Linked DNA regions of Homo sapiens: region 2 is linked to region 1. A link is a contact called in ENCODE Hi-C or POLR2A ChIA-PET data. All regions are on one chromosome and are shown on one strand. The core of a region is the stretch at or near the end of the contact, and the rest is flanking DNA. Distances in the headings are between cores, read along the strand shown. Region 1 overlaps LINC02453 (long intergenic non-protein coding RNA 2453). Region 2 holds the start of ELK3 (ETS transcription factor ELK3).

Evidence for each region. A loop is a pair of places that touch in the nucleus more often than their neighbours do. ChIA-PET counts read pairs that join two places held with the same protein, here RNA polymerase II (POLR2A). Pooled maps may share reads with other maps.
Region 2: POLR2A ChIA-PET joins it to region 1 with 11 read pairs in activated T-cell. The contact joins the promoter of ELK3 here to the enhancer-like site in region 1. A Hi-C loop is called at or near these places in 4 of 168 maps with a recorded cell type or tissue (CD4-positive, alpha-beta T cell, CD4-positive, alpha-beta memory T cell, chondrocyte and 1 more), 2 of 37 single-sample maps with no recorded cell type and 12 of 50 pooled maps. POLR2A ChIA-PET finds 5 or more read pairs at or near these places in 2 of 52 experiments (MCF 10A and activated T-cell).

What each region holds. Positions count from the first base shown.
Region 1 is chr12:98,486,174-98,492,776 of GRCh38, reverse strand. LINC02453 (long intergenic non-protein coding RNA 2453) reads left to right here. Exons shown (of 4, transcript NR_038383.1): 4 at 5,589-6,603. Among named protein-coding and RNA genes, the nearest start is that of TRD-GTC1-1, 14 kb to the left of the region's middle. RefSeq lists a silencer at 1,952-2,246. Within about 2 kb of position 1,617, at least 28 of the 41 ENCODE cell types and tissues checked have a DNase peak (open chromatin) inside an H3K27ac peak, as active enhancers do.
Region 2 is chr12:96,190,545-96,197,641 of GRCh38, reverse strand. It overlaps ELK3 (ETS transcription factor ELK3), which reads right to left and starts at 3,267. Exons shown (of 5, transcript NM_005230.4): 1 at 2,937-3,267. RefSeq lists an enhancer at 1,892-1,971 and a silencer at 3,303-3,442.

The DNA of each region.
Region 1 (6,603 bases), core at 368-2,867:
ACCTGCTGACCTATCCCGGTTAATAGCTTTACTGATCTGTCTAGCTTTGAGGCAAACACTAGCCCCAGTGTGAGGAACAAAGGGTCCTGGTGACCCACACCCCCTGGCCCTTTGGCATTCAGTCCTCAGGCTACCCAGAAGGACAAATTATTCAGCCTGTTTGGGGTGGGATGGAACAGTTTCTACTTCTTTTCTTTGGATTTTTTTTTTTTTTTTGAGACCCGTCTCACTCTGTCACCCAGGCTGGAGTGCAGTGGTGTGACCTTGGCTCACTGCAACCTGCGCCTCCCAAGTTCAAGCAATTTTCATGCCTCAGCTGCCCGATTAGCTGGGACTACAGGTGCGGGCCACCATGCCTGGCTAATTTTTGTATTTTTAATAGGGATAGGGTTTCACCATGTTGACCAGGCTGGTCTCAAATTCCTGACCTTGTGATCCGCCTTGGACTTCCAAAGTGCTGGGATTACAGGTGTGAGCCACTGCGACAGGCCTTTTCTTTAGTCTTTCCGTGTTTTCTAAACACAAAGCAACAGAAAAACTTCTGCTTCAAATGCATGACTCAGGTCTGGCATTCAAGTTGCTGCTATTTTGGGAAAAAAGCTGCCTGTAGCTTTTGAAATTTCTTATTCTCCTACCTGTGATTAACTCATATGATTAGCAAAGTTTTATTATCAGAATTTATCAATAAAATGAAGTTAGTGATCTAGAAAATAAGAAGAGAACCAGCACAAAATAGCACGCAGAATCCCATTTTTTTTCTATGCATTTGTAAGTACTGGAAACGTCTGGTGGCTGGGTGCGGTGGCTCATGCCTGTAATCCCAGCACTTTGGGAGGCTGAGGCGGGAGGACCACTTGAGGTCAGGAGTTCGAGACCAGGCTGGCCAACAGAGTGAAACCCCGTCTCTACTAAAAATACAAAAATTAGCTGGGCGTGGTGGTGGGTGCCTATAATCCTAGCTACTCGGGAGGCTGAGGCAGGAGAATCACTTGAATCTGGGAGGCGGAGGTTGCAGTGAGCCTAGATCGCGCCATTATACTCCAGCATGGGGACAGAGTGAGACTCCGTCTCAAAAAAAAAAAAAAAAAAAAGGAAGAAAGAAAGAAGAAAACATCTGGAAAGAAGTAGCTGAAGATATTAAAAGTAGTTATATCTGGGTTAAGAGTGTGTTGATGATCGCTGTTCTTTTTGCTATTCCACCTTTTCTAAATTTTCTACTATGTGCATATATTGAACTCAGAAAAGCAAACAATAAAATTTTCTTTAAAGTTATTAATATTAGGCAAAGCAAATAGCTCAAATGTACATTTGTGATAGTCCTCTTAGCCTATGACATGTTGAGTAATGTATTCTAGTTTGGTTTTCCTTGTTAGCCAGATTTCATTATTTTGCAGCTTAAGTTGTTTATTTCTAGTTCCTTAAGGTGGGGAGGAGGTGAGGAGGTGAGGAGGGTGAAGAAGCAAATTCCACTTCAGTAAAACAGGGCGTGCAGCCTTTTCCCCTGAGTCCCTTTGTCTCAAGGCCCCTGTGTTCCGGGTCTTTTGTTGTTCTCTGCATGGACTTTGATTCGAGATTTAAAGAAAAACAAGTGCTGGCCCTCCTTGCGCCCTCTGGTGTCCCAGTGAGGTATAACCGGACAAACCGCACAAAGATCACAGCCATTTTCACACAGCGCTCCCCCGACACAGTGATGCCTGGAGACGGGAATGTCTGGAATCTTAGAGGAAGGAATCACACACCGACAAGCATGGCAGGCTTAGTCTTTGAAACTTAATCAGAGCCTGTAAGTATGGATACTGTTTTTTAAAAAATTAAAAGCAGTATCTGGACTGCAAGTATTTAAAAAACCTAATAGGAAATAAGTCAACTCTCAAAGCATTTGGCACAGCTTTCTGGGTTCTAAAACTAAGAAAATCTTACTACATATGTTGTTTTATAAATACAGCATAAACCAGTACTTTGTTATTTGTTTTAAAAATTTCTTTTAGAGACAGGGTCTTGCTCTGTCACCCAGGCGGGAGAGCAGTGGTGCAATCTTAGCTCACTGCAGCCTTGAATTCCTGGCCTCGGGTGATCCTCCATGCTTCCGCCTCCCAAAGGACTGGGTTTACAGGTGTGAGTCACTGTGCCTGGCCTAGAACTTTGGATTAATTGCAAATAAATTAGGTGAAAGAGAGGTCTGGATACCTAGGCTTTAGCTTGACTGAGGATAATGATTTCCGCAACTTTAAGCTTTACCATGTAGACCAAAAATAAAATTCTAAGCTCCCCAATCAGTTGAATGGATGCCTCCTTGTCCAGGGGCATTCCAAAGTTACCTGAAACGCTAGTTCATGTCATGATGGGAACAGGTGGTCAGACAAGCCTCATTATACTCTCCTCCCTTTGGGACAGAGTCCCTTTGGGATTCAGGCACATCTGACCAGCATTAACATAAGTCTGACAAAGAAGGCTTTTTGTAGCAGTAAGATACCAACATGACAGACAGCAGGCCCTGAAGTAAATTGAAGTAGTTTACCCCAAAAAATATATATATATTTTTGACACATTTTGAAATGGCCCTGCAAAGGTGTCTCTTGTGGGGAAAATCTACTTTCAGTAGAGAATCCCCTTCCCTTTCCAGATATTTTTCCTTAACCAGGAGAGAATTTACTGAGAGTCTTGCACCTTAAAAAGGTAAAAAATAAAATTTTTGGCTGGGCATGGTGACTCACGCCTATAATCCCAGCACTTTGGGAGGCCAAGGCAGGTGAATCACCTGAAGGTCAGGAGTTCGAGACCAGCCAGGCCAACATGGTGAAACCCCATCTCTGGCTAATACAAAAATTAGCCAGGCATGGGGTGGGGGTGTGGGCGCCTGTAATCCTAGCTACTTGGGAGGCTGAGGCAGGAGAATTACTTGAACCTGGGAGGTGGAGGTTGCAGTGAGCCGAGATCACACCATTGCACTCCAGCCTGGGCAACAAGAGCGAAACTTCGTCTCAAAAAATAAAATAAAATAAAATAAAATAAAAAAAATAAATAAAAATTAAAAGTTTTACAATCTGACCTGGTGCTGTGGCCCACTCCTGTAATCCCAGCACTTTGGGAAGCCGAGGCAGGTGGGTTGCTTGAGCCCAGGAGTTCGAGATAAGTCTGGGCAACACGGTGAAACCCTGTCTCTACTAAAAATACAAAAATTACCAGGACGTAGTGGCGCGCATCTGTAATCCCAGCTACTCCAGAGGCTGAGAGGTGCGAGGATGGCTTGAGCCTGGGAGGTTGAGGCTGCAGTTAGCTGAGATTGCACCACTGCACTCCAGCCTGGGTGATGGAGTGAGACCCAGAAATAATTACAATGTGTTCTTTCTGAAGCCTGCTACCTGGAGGCTTTATCTGCATAACAAGAACCTTGGTTTTCGCAACCCCTTATCTTAATTCAGGCACTCCCTTCTATAAATTTCAGGTCTTTAGATAAACTCTTTCAACTAACTCCCAATCAGAAAATCTTTGAATTCACTCATGATGTAGAAGCGCCCCATCCACCCTCACTGAACCAATGTACATCTTACATGTATTTTTTGATGTCTTCTGTCTCTCTAAAATGTGTAATAAAAAGCTGTAGTCCGACCACTTTGAGCACACGTTCTCAGGATTTCCTGGGGCTGTGTCACTGGCCATGGTCACTCATATTTGGCTCAGAATAAGTCTCTTCAAATATTTTACAGAGTTTGACTCTTTTCTTCATCGACAATCAATATGTGAGAGTTGATACTGAAGGTCCCTTTTGTCTATAATATACTTCATTCTATCGCATTTTTCACCAGACTGTTTTGTTTGGTTTTTATAGAGATGAGATCTCACTTTGTTGCCCAGCCTGGTCTCTTGGGCTTAGGAGATCCTCCCTCCTCAGCCTTCTAAAGTTCTGGGATTACATGTGCGAGCCCCCACCCTCAAACTGTGCCTTTTTTTTTTTTTTTTGAGCCCGAGTCTCACTCTGTCACCCAGGCTGGAGTATAGTGCCACGATCTCGGCTCACTGCAACCTCCACCTCCCGGGTTCAAGCATTTCTCCCTGCTTCAGCCTCCCGAGTAGCTGGGATTACAGGCGTCCGCCACCATGCCTGGCTGATTTTTTTTTTCTTTTTTTTTGTATTTTTAGTAGAGACAGGATTTCGCCATGTTGGCCAGACTGGTTTTGAACTCCAGACCTCAGGTGATCTGCCTGCCTCAGCCTTCCAAAGTGCTGGGATTGCAGGTGTGAGCCACTGCACCTGGCTAAACTGTGCTTTTTAAAATTGTATTTCCACTAAAAAAATGTAGATGTAAAATATTTTTGGTTTAAATACTTGATTGATAAGATCTCAGGCGTGGTGGCCCATGCCTGCAATCCCAGCACTTTGGGAGGCTGAGGCGGGTAGATCACCTGAGGTCAGGAGTTCGAGAGCAGCCTGGCCAACATGGTGAAACCCCATCTCTACTAAAAATACAAAATTAGCCTGGCATGGTGGCATGCGCCTGTAATCCCAGCTCGGGAGGCTGAGGCAGGAGAATTGCTTGAACCTGGGAGGTAGAGGTTGCAGTGAGCCGAGATCACACCATTGCACTCTAGCCTGGGCAACAAGAGTGAAACTCCATCTCAAAAAAAAACAACAACAAACAAACAAACAAAAAAACCTCAGGCATTACAGTTTTATTTGAATAGGCAATTCATGCACACAGAACAAAGTTCAAAAAGTACCAGATACCAGGAGGTATAAGGTATGGAGAGGAAAGTCTTTCTCCCATTTTTTCTTCTCTTTTCTTTCTTTTTTTTTTTTTTTTTGAGACAAGCTTCTTTCTGTCACCCAGGCTGGAGTGCAATGGCGTGATCCCAGCTTGTTGCAACCTCTGCCTCTCGGCTTCAAGCAGTTCTTCTGCCTCAGCCTCCAGAGTAGCTGGGATTATAGGCATGCCACCATGCCCGGGTAAGTTTTGTATTTTTTAGTAGAGACAGGGTTTCACTAGGTTGGCCAGACTGGTGTCGAACTCCTGGCCTCAAGTGATCTGCCTGCCTCGGCCTCCCAAAGTGCTGGAATTATAGGCATGAAACACATGCCCAACTTCTCTCCCATTTCTAACTCACAACAATTCTCTTGAGTGATGTTGGGGTTGGTCTGGCAGCTCAACAAGGCCATCATAGGCTTTGAGTACTCTCTTCTTGTTCTGGGTCTTTCTTCTCTGCTACCTTTAGCAAAAGGACATTTCTTTTCATGATTGTCACTTCATGTCTGCAAAGTAGCTGCTGCAGCCATCATGGCCAGTTTCAAGGCTGGAACATGAGGGAAGAGGCAGCTCCAGCACACTATACTTTTGAATGTCCCTTTTTACTGGGAGAAAGCCTTTCCAGGGAAATCCTGACAGTTGTTTTCCTGTTTCATTAACCACTATTGGGCCACACAGAGGCTGGGAAACTGACTGCCAGGCAAAAGGGTATGAATAATGATTCTAATATTAGTTTTTTTTTTTTTTTATTCTAGTTTTCTGTGCTGGGTGTAAGAGCTGAAATTTGTTAGTATAACACCATTTTTCCTCAATTCAACAATGATGTTTTCATCATTTCTATTTCAGGAGATACATCCAGAAGACTGCATTACAATTTCAAATCAAAGCTGGACAAGTTTTTTTTTTTTTTTACACAGATATCACCATGTTAGAAAAGTTGGACAAGTTTTGAAACCATTCTGAACCTATCATTCCTGTCTTTCAAATCCTTCCAAGGCATCTTATTATTGATTTGTTTCTATATTTTCCTCATTATTAAAGAGGTTGAGTATCTTTTCTCTAGAGCTAGTTTGGGTTCTGATTTTCTTCACTTTCGTGATGGAGTCATTTTAGAATTGAAGGGCATCATAGCAACTGAGGCAGTGTTGACATCATCAATGTTTTAGGATTACAGGTAACCATATTTCCCAGTTTGCTTGGGACAAGGCCAGTTTGTACCTCTTGTCCTAGCATTTTTTTTTTTTTTTTTTTTTTTGAGACAGAGTCTCGCTCTGTCACCCAGATTGGAGTGCAGTGGCGTGATCTCAGCTCACTGCAATCTCCACCTCCTGGGTTCAAGTGATTCTCCTGCCTCAGCCTCCTGAGTAGCTGGTATTACAGGCACGCACCACCATGCCTGGCAAATTTTTGTATTTTTAGTAGACACGGGGTTTCGCCATGTTGGCCAGTCTGGTATCAAACTCCTGACCTCAAGTGACGCCCTGGCTCGGCCTCCCACAGTGATGGGATTACAGGCGTGAGCCACCGTGCCTGGCCCTAGTATATTTTTTAATAGCATTGCATTCAATCTCAAAAGTGTGTGAGTTTTGATGAAAAATTATATGGTGGTCATTTATTATCTGAAATACACATCAAAATACCACTATTGCCATTTTGCTCTGGTATCTTCATCAGTGGGTGCAGGATTGTCATGAAGGCGGGGGGAGGTTGTTCTGCTTCCTTCTCTGTTGCATCCCCAGAGCCCAGAACAGTGCCCAGCACCCAGTAAGTGCTTAATGAATATGAATGCATCTGCACATAAATTCGTTTCTTGGGGCTTGGCACATTGCCACTTGAACAAATGGATTCTATTAACAAGGAG
Region 2 (7,097 bases), core at 2,018-4,517, 2.3 Mb after region 1:
GTTTCAGAGATGGATGGCCTAATTCAGGACATAAAGGGTACACCATCACAAGGTCACCATCCGTATGTCACTCTATTATTGCATGTTACTGACCAAAAAGAGAAAGAGAAAATTCATGAATGCTATGTTACGTATGTGGCCAAAATTACAGATGATGACTTTTAAATGTCCTATTTGTTGACTGAATGCGTGTTAAAGAGCTTTCATCATCTTCATCATCATTAAAGTAAATAAGATTTTTCTCAATCCACTATAGACATTTTGGGCAAAAAAAATTCTTTCTTGTGCATTGTTGACTGGTTAGCAGCACCCCTGGCGTCTACCCTCCAGAAGCCAATGCACCCCCTTAGTTATAACAACCAAAAACATCTCCAGACATTGCCAAATGTCTCCTGGGAGGTAAAATTACTCCTAGTTGTGAACCACTAACGTAAATGAACCTATGTGTCCCAAATAATTACTTAGAAGGAGGAATTCTAAATACTCCCTTTTTTATTTAAAGGAAATGTACTCTGGAGAGAGTTTACAACCTCCATTCTTAAGGAACACTCATGCAAAATGTATGAGATCTCGTAAGTCTTTTTTCTTACCTATTATAAGTTTTGTTAGCCTACTCACAGCTTTCAATGCTACAATTTATTGAGCACCTACTCTGTGAAGGCATAGCATTAGGGACATCCTGTACTCATGTCCACTGACTCATACCCCGGTCGGGCTGTTTGGGCTGTTTTTAGGACAACTTTGCCACCGTAAAAGAACTGCCAACACCTTAAAAGCAACATGTCTTTGTCAATAAAGGGGCCCCATCATTCCAATCAGGTTCCTTTTGACCCTTTTTAGTAACGCCACACATTTCTACGCAACATTTAAATTAAAAAAAAAAAAAAAAAAAAACACTTTTAGAGGGCAGAAGGCCTTTGCTATATTTGGCATAGAAAGGCCATCACTTTTCAAACTCAGGGGGGTTTCTAGGCAGGATCATTACTGGAAACTCTAAGAACACTTATGGACAGTCTCCTTAACTGCCTGACCCATGTGCCCTCCTAACACAATTTGTAATTTTATCATCCTCATAAATTGAAACTCCTAACTGACCTTTTCCAAATAAATGGGTGCCATGGCGAGAGAGAAAGAAAAAGAGATCAGAGGGTATTTTGTAAGGCTCACAAATCGATTTCGGCTCATGAATAGATGCCTGGAACATGCTCCACACCCCCCCCACCCCCAAAGACAAGCACAGATGGAGAAGATGGGTGTGTGTGAGCTGCTTATCTCCCCCCACCTCTCAACACACATACACACGCGGGAAAGAAAAACCTGCAAATCTGAAATCCAAAATGGCCAAAGTGACTTCAAAGTTTTCAAGACATGTCCTGAAAAGGCTCGTTGGGCGGCTGCACCCCTAAGTAAATAAAGCCATAACTTGTCTCCTTCCCCAGCGCCGGGCTCCCAGGCTGACAGTGGCTGCACAAAACCCCTCCTGTGCCGAGCAGCGGAAACTCCTAATGAGATTAGTTGGTGTGTGTGCAGACATTACTTAGCAATGACTAAGGGGGCTCTCTCTTCCTGCAGCAGCCAGTGGAAAATTCAAGGAACTTTTTCCCCCTGCAGCAGCAGAATCCCTTTAACCCTCTCCGCAGCCAACTCCAAAAACAACTCAGCCTCCCCTTTCCCCGCCACCCCCAGGCTGGAGGACTGGGGTGGGGGTAGTTAAAGACCGGCCAGGGGCTTTCAAATGAGGGAGGGTGGGAGGGGGCTGGCGGGGAAGGGGCGGGGGACCCCTCGAACACTACAAAGGAAACTGTAAAAGGCACAAATACATAAACCTAAGAAGGAGCAAACCACAGTTTCTTTGTGAGCTCCTCTAGTGAGTCATTTTCAAGATGCTGTCTGCTGCCAGTTTCAAAGCGGAAGCGCATGGCAATTAGTCTTGCCGTTTCCAGACAAGCCAGAAACTCTCCCGACACTCGTTTTTTTTTCTTTCTAAAAAGCCCCTTTTGCAGTTTCTGAAATAACATTTCTTGCTTCCACCTCCACCCGCCGCCTAACTGCAGCTTGTCCCTAGGATGATTCGGTTCAGAAAAGATAACAAAACCAAGACCTTTTATTTTTGCTTTTTAACTACTCCAAAATCTTAATCCCGCCTCCCCAAAAGTTACAGTAGCGTCACAGGCCAACGTTGAGTTCGAAGGTAAACAGGGATGGGGAGTGGAAGGGGCCCCAAGATCATTTCTTGCCTGGTCCTTCTCCAAAACCATGCCCAATAGAGACCACCGGCTTTTAAATGTCCGATGGGGCGTGCGCCTGGGGCGGTGACCTGGGCGGGGGTCACCTGCCAAGCGAGAGTGGACGCAGCCCCCAGCCCCACACCTTCGCGACCCATGTCCTCCACCGCCCTCTCCATCCCTGTCTTCCTCCCTGGATCCGAGCACCAGTGCACTTTGCCCACTCGAGGGGAGCCTGACTGCGGTCCCAGCTGGAAGGTCGGCGGTGGTCCAGCCTCCAGGCACTCAGCCTGCTCCTGCCACGGTTCTTCCCAGGGACCCGAAGTCTCGCCGTCCCCCGCTCCCCGCGCTGCCTGCAGCGGGGCCCTGGGCGAGCTCCCAGGGTTGCACGCCCGGCGCCCCTTCCTCTGGGGTCGCAGCGCAGCCCCAGGGAGGGGAGCCGCGGGCGCAGGGTCCCCGCAGCCCCGGGCCCGGCGCGAGCTCGGGCGACGGCGGTGGCAGCGACGCGGGCGCAGGAGCATCCGCGGCGCCCCCTCCCCGCGGCCGGCCCTCCCGCGCGGACGCACCGCCACCCCCACCCCGGCCCGCAGCCCACCCCGCGGCGCCCCCCGCCCCACCCCCACCGCGCCCAAGAAAAGAAAGAAAAAAAGAAAACACCCCCAAACAAACTTTTTAAGTGTCCGAGCAACAGGCAGAAGCCCTGTTACCTACCCAGATGTGGGGGAGTCTTCTTCGGGGGGAATTTCTAGGAGGACCCGGGCGAAAGCCCCCGACTTTCCATGCTGACAGGCGTCTGCAGACGGTCTGTGGCTCTTGTAATGAGATCCTGATTTTTCCCCCTTTTTTTCTTTCTCTCGCTCCTCTTTTTTTTTCCCCTCTGGTGTGTGTGAGAGCAGGAAGTTGGAGCAGTCAGGCCGAGCCGGCTCACTTCCTTTACTGCATTATTCCCCAGGCGGTGTGCAGTCTGTGTAAACAGGCTTTTCCGCCCCGCGCCGCGCGCCCCGGCCGCGGCTGTGCGCCGGGGCTGGCCGCCCAGGCCCGCGCCTCCCCCGCCGCCCCGGCCCCGTGCGCGCCCCGCACCGCCCCCACCCGCCCCGCTTCCTGCGCGGCCACCCCGGGGAGGAGCCTCCGACCCGCGGCGACTCCGCGCGGCCGCAGCCCCTCCCCACGGGGAGGGGGGTCCGCCCGCAACCCGCAGAAGCCGCCGCGCTTCCCGGGACACCGGGGATCCCTCCTCACCTCAACCCCTGGGGGTCGAGCGCGCGGGGCACCACGACGGGGTCGTGCCCTGCGCAGTTGGCCCGGGAGGGGGGTCCCGAGGTGGGGAGGCGGCTGGACTCGCTGTTTCCCATCCGCTGGGATGGAAGAGTTGGGGGGCAGAGGGGAATCGAGAGTGGGGTTCAGGGTTTGGTTGCTCTGGGCAAAGGACTGCTTTTCTTGTGGGTGCGGGCACAGTTTCCGTCTGGGGTTGGAGATGGACACCGTTCCTGTCTGGGTTTTCGGTGTTTTAAAAGCCAGCCCTCGGCCGGGCGTGCTGGCTCACGCCTGTAATCTGAGCACTTTGGGAGGCCAAGGCGGATGGATCACCTAAGGTCAGGAGTTCGAGACCAGCCTGGCCAACACGGCGAATCCCCGTCTGTACTAAAAATACCAAAACAACAACAACAAAAACAGCCAGGTGTGGTGGTGGGTCCCTATAATCCCAGCTACTTGGCAGGCTGAGGCGAGAGAATCGCTTGAACCTGGGAGGCAGAGGTTGCAGTGAGCTGAGATCGCCCCATTGCACTCCAACCTGGGCAACCAGCGAAACTCCGTCTCAAAAAAATAAAAAAGCCAGCCCTCAGTTGGGGGGCGAGCCTGTGGGGAAAGGATAAGGAGCCACAACACTGGAAGTCATGGAAATAATGCCCGCAGGGTCAGAGACTGAGGCTTGAAGGGAGCCTCTGTGGTCTCAGAACTGGTCTTCACACCTCCACATCCCTCAAGGAGGTCCTGCCTCTGAGGGCTCAGGCCAGGCTCTGATGGGAGAGCCTGCCCATTGCCCTAGGCTGAGACAAGGTTGGGGGGGATGGCTGTTGAAGAGCCTCTCCCTTCCCAGGCCTGCGCCCCAACCTCACTGCTCACCTTCCAGAACCTTCCATTCCCATGCCGCCACTTAGCAGCCCAGACCCCTGGTTTTCAAACTTGACCCAAGGGGCTTGTTAAACCACTAGTGGCTGGGCCTCTCCTGGAGTCCCAGATTCAGTAGGTCGGGGGTGGTTCCGGGCCCCGGCTAATGTCAGAATCACCTGGGGAGTGTTTTGACACTCTCCAACAATATACTCAACCCAGGCCAATTAAGTCAGATTCTCTGGGGGCCGGGTGTGAGTCCTTTCAAAAGGACCACATTCTAAGAGTTCCTCCACTACGTTTGTTTCTAGTTTTGCAGTCTCTCCTGAAAGATTATTTTGTTTACAAATTTCTCACTGCCATCAACTGTGAGCTGCTAAAGGGCACGGGGTATGTTTTACTGATTAGTACCACATCCCAGCTCCAAGTGCCTATCAGAGCACACAGGTGATAGGAATTTCCTTCGGGCATTTGCTTCAGGGCTCCTGTGGGTAGTCCACTGGAAAGGGTGGGAGAATGCCCTCCAGACCTCTGAGAAGGAGTGGGAAACCCGTGGGGTGTAGGGTGGGGGCACGGTAGGAGAGTGGGGCAGAAGGAGAAGATATGGAAAAGAGGGCTGCTTATCAACCCCTGATTTCCCACAGCTAATTTTCCAATTAGGGTATTATTGTTTTAATCCCCAGTCATCTTCTTCTGTCACTCAGTAGAACACCTATGGTGTCCCTATATGATCCAGCTGTTGGACTGAGAGAATGTAAACTTATTATCCTCAGGGAAAAAAAAAAAATCCACACAGTTAAGAACTCATGTTGCTTTGCTTTAGGAGATATATGCCTGAAAGAAACCGGTCTGAAAAGGCTATGTTCTGTATGATTCCAAACTATATGACATTTTGTAAAAGGCACTATGGAGATAGTACAAAAGATCAGTGGTTGTCAGGGGTTAGCAGGGAGGGAGGGGTGGACAGGAGGAGCACAGAGGGCAAGGAAACTACTACTCGGTATGATACTATAATGGTGGACACATTTGTTAAGACCCACAGAATATACAACACCAAGAATGAACTCTAATGTAAACCATGGACTTTGGGTGATAGTGATGTGTCAATGTAGATTCAATTACAACAAAGGTACCACTCTGGTGGGGGATGTTGATGATTGGGGAAGCTGTACACGTGTCAGGGCAGGAGGTATATGGGAAACCGCTGTGCCTCCTTCTCAGTTTTGCTGTGAGTCTAAAATCACTTTAGGGTTGGGCATAGTGGCTCACGCCTGTAATCCCAACACTTTGGGAGGCCGAGGTGGATGGATCACCTGAGGTCAGAAGTTCGAGACCAGCCTGGTCAACATGGTGAACCCCCATCTCTACTAATAATACAAAACTTAGCCAGGTATGGTGGCAGATGCCTGTAATTCCAGCTACTCAGGAGGCTGAGGCACGAGAATTGCTTGAACCTGGGATGTGGAGTTTGCAGTGAGCCAAGATCAAGCCACTGCACTCCAGCCTGGGTGACAGAGTGAAATTGTGTCTCAAAAAAATTTAAAAAAATAAATCACTTAAAAAAAATAGTGAAAAATAGTCTAGGGGCCAGGTGTGGTGATACTACTCTCACCTATAATACCAGCTACTCAGGAGGCCAAGGCAGGAGGATCGCTTGAGCCCAAGAGTTCACACTCCAGCCTGGGCAACAAAGTGAGACCCTGTTTCTTTTTCTCTTTTTTTTTTTTTTTTTTTTTTGAGACAGAATCTCACTCTGTCACCCAGGCTGGAGCACAATGGTGCGATCTCTGCTCACTGCAACCTCCACCTCCCGGGTTCAAGCAATTCTCCTGCCTCAGCCTCCTGAGTAGCTCGGATTACAGACACGCACCACCATGCCTGGCTAATTTTTGTATTTTTAGTAGAGACGGGGTTTCACCATGTTGGTCAGGCTGGTCTCGAACCCCTGACCTCGTGATCTGCCCACCTCGGCCTCCCAAAGTGCTGGGATTACATGTGTGAGCCAGCGCACCTGTTCAACCCTGTTTCTTAAAAAAATAAAAAATACATACACAAACATATGAAGTATATGAAGTCTGTTTTTTAAAAAAAGTATATTCAAAGCCAAACATTTTAATTCAGTGATTTTTATGCTTTTATTTTTGCACAATAAATCTTTGTAGAATCCTAACATGTAAGGGAGCATGTTTTTGTCAACCAGTTTTATTGTTTTGAAGAAATACCTCATCTAAAACACTTCTGACACACTTTTGGGCAGCTTTAGGGTTTCCCAGCCCATATGAAATCCTGATAAGTTTCTCTGGTATTTTGGATTGTCCACACGACTACTCTCAGCTCCTCACATGCATGGGTGATTCAGAGCTGACTCTGGTCTTCCTCAAAGCACAGGGCATAGCTTTTATTTTCAGGTGTCGGCAGCTTCTGTTCTTTGCATTCTAAGAGAAAGCTGCTATTTGTTTTCCATGCTTTCCTTCCCACTATCAAAAAGCAGCCAAGGCCAGGGGAGGTGGCTCATGCCTATAATCCCAGCATTTTGGGAGGCCGCAGCAGGCGAATCACTTGAACCCAGGAGTTCAAGACCCGCCTGGGCAACATGGCGAAACTCCATCTCTCTACAAAAAAATACAAAAATCAGCCAGGCATGGTGGTGCATGTCTGTGACCCCAACTACCCCAGCTACTCAGGAAGCTGAGGTGGGAGGATCACCAGAGCTCAGGAGGTCTAGGCTGCAGTGAGCCGTGGTCACACCACTGCATTCCAGCC